Linked DNA regions of Homo sapiens: region 2 is linked to region 1. Evidence: chromatin loops called from intact Hi-C (ENCODE). Cell type or tissue: dorsolateral prefrontal cortex. All regions are shown on one strand. Each heading gives the region's core, and the rest is flanking DNA. Links, peaks and the distances in the headings are about the cores only.

Region 1 (2,806 bases), core at 50-2,549:
CTAACCTTCCTTGTTTACTGAAGCTAAATATACCTACTTCCTTTAAAAGTAAGCTTAAAAAACCAACTTGTATTTCATACAAAATATAGAAGAAAATTTCCATTTTTGAGCTAACTTTTCCAGACTGCCCTTCAAATATGCCAATCCTTTCTTTTTTAAAAAATTCTTTTCCATGCCTTCGAGATTGTAGTCACTAAGTAGTCTCACAGCTTCATACTCACACTTCTATAGACAATTTGCAAATGGCTTCTCAGCCTCTTATACATTCAACAAACTTTGAATGTCTCCTCACAATTTGAAAATAAAAAGATATTTCCTTCTGTCCTGAAACCTGCTTCCATCCTGATTTTCCTATATTCTCTATAGTCTCATCATTTTTCCAGGCTTACCACTCAAAAGTTATTTTCTAATCTTTTTTTCTCTTTCCTCCATATTCACTTTCCAGCTAGTCAATGCTGGGAACCTTGCCATGAATTTACAATACATTGGAGGTTCCTGGAAAAGTAGAGGCTTAATACAGATTTACAGCATGTGTGACTTGATGGATGAATGCAAAGGAACAGAGAGATATTTCATAAGTAATCATAACTTTGAACAAAGGCTAAGAGGGTAAGTGTGCTATAACAGCGAAATGGAATCTAATTCAGGGCAAGAGTACAAAAAGGATAGGCTTCCATGATGAAGTGATTTTAGACCAATGTCTATAAGACAAGAAATTGGTAACTAATAAAAAGGAAGAGGAAAGCATTCCAGGCAGAGGGAATGGTCTGTTCTAAAATGCTGAGGTAAGAAGGAACTTGACATTATCATAAAACTGCCATATGGGCAGGGAGCATAAAGAATTGGCCAGAGTGGAGTGCTAGACAAAGTTTTTCTTTCCCTTGTTAAAATATTTATAATTTGTTCTGTTTCATTCTTAATTGAATTTGAATGTCTTGTAACAGGAAATACATATACCACAGGCCTCATCATATTCTATAGTTTTATGAGCAGGTGGATCATTCGTTCATGCAAACTGCCTGTTTCCATAAGTATTCAAGGTTAAAATTATGTCTTAGGGTCCAAGTGATGAGATTTTATCCTAACAGCAAAGAAAGCCATGGAAGAGTTTTAACAGGGAAGTGACACATTCTGATTTGAGTTTATAAAATACAGTAAAATTCTTTCCGAACACAGTAGGTGTAGTCCAGAATTTTTCACTACCATTAAATGTAGTGTTTGGTTATGGTGAGGTTAACTAAGTGACCTGGATGAGCCTACAAGAACAACAGGTTGTGAGTTATGGGAGTCCAGAAGAGCTGTCCAAATTCCTGCCAGTCAGGGTCTGCGTGCTGGCTTCAGCCTGGCGCCACCTAGTGGCAACTGTTCATTCCAGGTTAAATATTGGTAGATTGGTAGGGATGATTCTGGGCTCTGTGGCTGGGATTTCCAAGATCATAGTAGCAATACTGGGGATCTCTTGTTTTGTTGGTACTATGTAGGGAAATTGGACTGGAAGAACACTGGTGGAATAGAACTTCCTCATCCATTTCCCAAGACAGAAATTTCTGAAGTTTCCTCAATGGGGCTTGCCTTCCCCTCTTTGCCCCCCTACCCTCAATCTCCCAGCAAAGCATAAGAACTTTAGTTCACTCCTATCTGGAAATGGGAAAAGGATGGGAAATAGCAACTAGTCACAAATCAAATTATATCCAAGTTATCTTAATTACTGGTGGTGTTATGGTCTTTTAAGGTAACAGTGCAGCTGTCATGAAGAACATGGATTGTAGGTGGAAGAGAGGCTGTTTAGTTAGCAAAGCATTAGGAAGCAATCGCAATAGCTCAAATGAGAAATGGAAGTCTTTTTAGACTAAGGTGGTAGCAGCAGAAATGAGTTTAAGATCCAGTTTTAAGATATTTAGGAAGCAAACCCAGCTTCATTCTGTGATTGATTGGAAATTGGGGAATAGAGAAGGAAAGTGTTGAGGAAGATCCGTGATTGCCCAGGTTTCTAACATGAAAAAATAGGCAGGTGGTGGTTTTGTTGGTTGAAATAGTTGAGAGGAAGAAACTTTGAGGAAAAAAATCATGAGCTCAGTTGTTTTGAGCATGTTGCATGTGAAGTCCTATAAGATGTTGTATATTCATTGGTTAAACAAATGGATGTGCATATCTAGAGCTGAAACACAGTGATGTGGCTGGAGATGCAAATTTGTTACCTATGGCTAAAGAGATGGTAGCTAAAGTGGTTATATAAAGATGGATTTGGGGGAAAATAGGGTTGATTAAGAAAAAAAGCATGACTAGGACTCAAGAATGAGGAAAATGAAGAGAACATAGTATTATAGAAGTCAGAAGAAGAAAGTTTCTAAACAGAATGGGTAGCAAACTGTACTGAAAGCCATTCAAAGGTCAGGCAAGTCAGGATAGAACCATCTGACTTATTGATCTGGACAGCATTGGTGACCTTAGCAGGCATAGTTGTGTGGAGGAAGTGAAAGTAAAAACCAGAACAGAGTAATTTTCTGATTTATTTAAAAAACCATCATTCTCAGCAAACTAACACAAGAAGAGAAAACCAAACACTGCATGTTCTCACTCATAAGTGGGAGTTGAACAGTGAGAACACATGGACACAGGAAGGGGAACATCACACACTGGGGCCTGTCAGGGGGTGGGGGGGTTAGGGGAGGGATAGCATTAGGAGAAGTAATACCTAATGCAGATGACAGGTTGATGGATGCAGCAAACCACCATGGCACATGTATACCTATGTAACAAGCCTGCACATTCTGCACATGTATCCCAGAACCTAAAGTATAATTAA
Region 2 (2,806 bases), core at 280-2,779, 53 kb before region 1:
TCAAGGAGCTATCTGAAGCCACAAGATTGAAAGAAACTGCCATGAGAGAAATTATAGAGAACAGAGCAAAAGTAATTGCTCCAGCCCACTACTGCTACCTGGTATAGCCACAGGTCAAAATAAAAAATACGTATTTTCTGGGAGTGAAACCACCTTTGCAAAAATTATGACAATGACAGTGAAAAAAATCTGACCTAACCAACTCCATTTCGCTTTTTTTTTTTTTTTTTTCTCTGAGACGAAATCTGGCTCTGTCACCCAGGCTAGAGTACAGTGGCACAATCTCAGCTCACTGCAAACTCCGCCTCCCGGGATCAAGCGATTCTCCGGCCTCAGCTTCCTGAGTAGCTGGGACTACAGGCACCCTCCATCACACCTGGCTAATTTTTGTATTTTCAGTACAGACGAGGTTTCACCATGTTGGCCAGGCTGGCCTCGAATTCCTGACCTCAGGTTATCCACCTACCTCGGCCTCCCAAAGTGCTGGGATTACAGGCATGAGCCACTGTGCTGGGATTACAGGCATGAGCCACTGTGCCTGGCTTCCATTTCCCATCTAACCTCTAAGCTACTTTTGTTCATTCCTGGGCTTAGACTGAACTAACTTTAGGAGGAATTTACTGTTTAACTTTGAAACAAAGATGATGACAGCTGCTACCGGAAACAAGCCCCCTCCTTGCCTGGGGACCAGTCTGCCTTTGTAAAACTAACAAATTAGCCACAAGATTGTAAATTATGGCTTGGGAGTCATGCAACCAGAGGCCATCAGCTTCCTAACCTCCCCAACTTCTCCTAGGGGTAACATCACTATTGTAAAACCTAAGAGGTTTGAGGTATTTTTCAGACCCTGCATTCCAGTGGATCAGCTGATGCCACCCAGAATGGTAAACTGGTTCATCTGTTCTTGTGGCCCCTGCCCAGGAACACACTCAGTGCAAGAGGACAGCTTAAACTCTCTATGATTTCATCTCGGACCCAACCAATGAGCTCTCCCATTCCCTGGCCTCTGCCTGCCAAACTATCCTTAAAAAACCCTACCCTCAGAATTGTAGGGGAAACTGATTTGAGTAATAATAAAACTCCTGCCTCCCATTTAGCCAGCTCGACTTGCAGTAAACCCTTTCTCTATTGCTATTCCCCTGTCTGGAAAACTCAGCTTTCTCTCTGCAGCAAGCAAAATGAACCCATTGGGTGGCTATAGGAGCAGAGATTATTTTTCAAAAGTATGTATATGTGTGAAATATTGTTAAGAATTTGTGACAATTATAAATCAATTGCTCACCCCCTAGTGAATTAACTTGGTAAATTTAATTTTTTAATAATATATATGACATACATCTAATGTTGTCTAATGGTAAAATATTTTTAATGCTACAATTTTAAACTATGCTTGTAAATTTGTTTAAGCAAAAAGCAAAGGAAAAACTGTTTCCTTTCAAATATTTATAATGTATGCTAACAATATTGCCAGGCTAAGGGAGTGTTTGGCTTTTGAATGTTCATTAATATTTAAATCTTTCCAAGGAACTGGAGAACTAGAGACAAAGTTAAAGTTAACACAAAGGGGGGAGGGGTGTGTGAAATTATGTGCCAGATGCTAGAAAAATCCTTGTGATGTGGCTTTTGTGTTCATGAAATAAGGTTTGGGGTGTGTGGCTTTTGAGTAACAGTCTTAAATAAAAACATAATAAAAGAGACACAATTTAGCAAATTGCGCTGGAAAGAGGAGAAACGAGGTGAGATTTTGCTCAGAAACGGCCCCTCCCCCGCCTCTCAGAAGGTTTTTAGCTCTGAGCAGCTTCCCGGAGGACACACGGTTGTCATGGAGACAGGCAGGGCCTCCTCCTCTCTGCTTGGAGCCGAAACAGCAGGGCTGGTTGGGAGCGAGCACCGAAACACAATGGTGAGCCCTTCTGCTGCAGGCAGTGGACACCAAGCAATGACCTAGTGCACTGAAAAAGAGAAAATGTAAAAATACAAACAGCCCCATGCACGCTCTCCGCCACACACAAACCCCAACATAATGTTATTGGAGACAATAAGGAAACTCTTCAGTCACCGATGTACTTAGCTAACATTTAAGTGGATCAAATAGCTGTTTACAGAAAAGCCATTTATTTCTTTCAAGAGCCAATAAAAGCAAAGCTACTACTCCTCCAATATAATTCAATCTTTTGATATAACAAATATTAGTAATAAGAATAAACAACATTATTACAAGAATGCTTGTTGAATTCCTTAAGGTAGTTATGTACTGTAGTTACTGGAATCTTTCAGTCATTAAATGCCAGTAATGTGTACAGAAAGATAAGACCCAGCTATCAGATTTCTTAAAATTAAGAATGACTAAGACAAACACAAATAGAAATAGGTAATCTATTGGTGCTTACAGAGAACATTTCCTATTTATAAATATGCCCCATTTATAGTATAAAAGAGAACAAATTAATTCAATTAGAATTTGGAAAGTAATTAAAAGTGAAAATGCGAGCCAGATATATTTAACACTATTCTATATATAATATTTTGTCTGGATGAGTATAAATAATATTTCTTCCTTTATTGTGTAGTCTTATTAAATTCAAAGCACAGCTACTTTGTCTAGAAAATCTGTGGTGACATCTTCGATTTATGTTGACATCTTGTATCCTTCAGCAGAGAATGAAAACAAGAAAAGGAGTATGTAAATGCAAAAGGTTTGTATAATTAATCAAATAGTAAATTTGCATCTAAACTCCTTTTATTATTTAATTACTGTGGGCTACCACCCTTAAAAAATTCCAAAAGAAAATTAACATAATCACAC

What was found. A loop is a pair of places that touch in the nucleus more often than their neighbours do. Peaks named below come from ENCODE experiments on the same cell type or tissue, not always from the same donor. Only the 100,000 strongest peaks of a DNase experiment are listed, where the experiment ranks them.
Region 2: it touches region 1 in a loop (2.9-fold over the local background); 2 of 110 quality-filtered maps call a loop at or near these places.

The regions. Positions count from the first base shown.
Region 1 is chr2:165,013,771-165,016,576 of GRCh38, reverse strand. No RefSeq gene overlaps it. Among named protein-coding and RNA genes, the nearest start is that of SLC38A11, 60 kb to the right of the region's middle. In dorsolateral prefrontal cortex, for the core only: a CTCF peak has its summit at 1,347 (motif pointing left); a DNase peak (open chromatin) is centred at 1,346; H3K27ac peaks cover 338 bases.
Region 2 is chr2:165,067,278-165,070,083 of GRCh38, reverse strand. No RefSeq gene overlaps it. Among named protein-coding and RNA genes, the nearest start is that of SLC38A11, 110 kb to the right of the region's middle. RefSeq lists an enhancer at 1-245. In dorsolateral prefrontal cortex, for the core only: no CTCF peak of the experiment used is centred there; a DNase peak (open chromatin) is centred at 1,823; H3K4me3 peaks cover 909 bases; H3K27ac peaks cover 1,178 bases.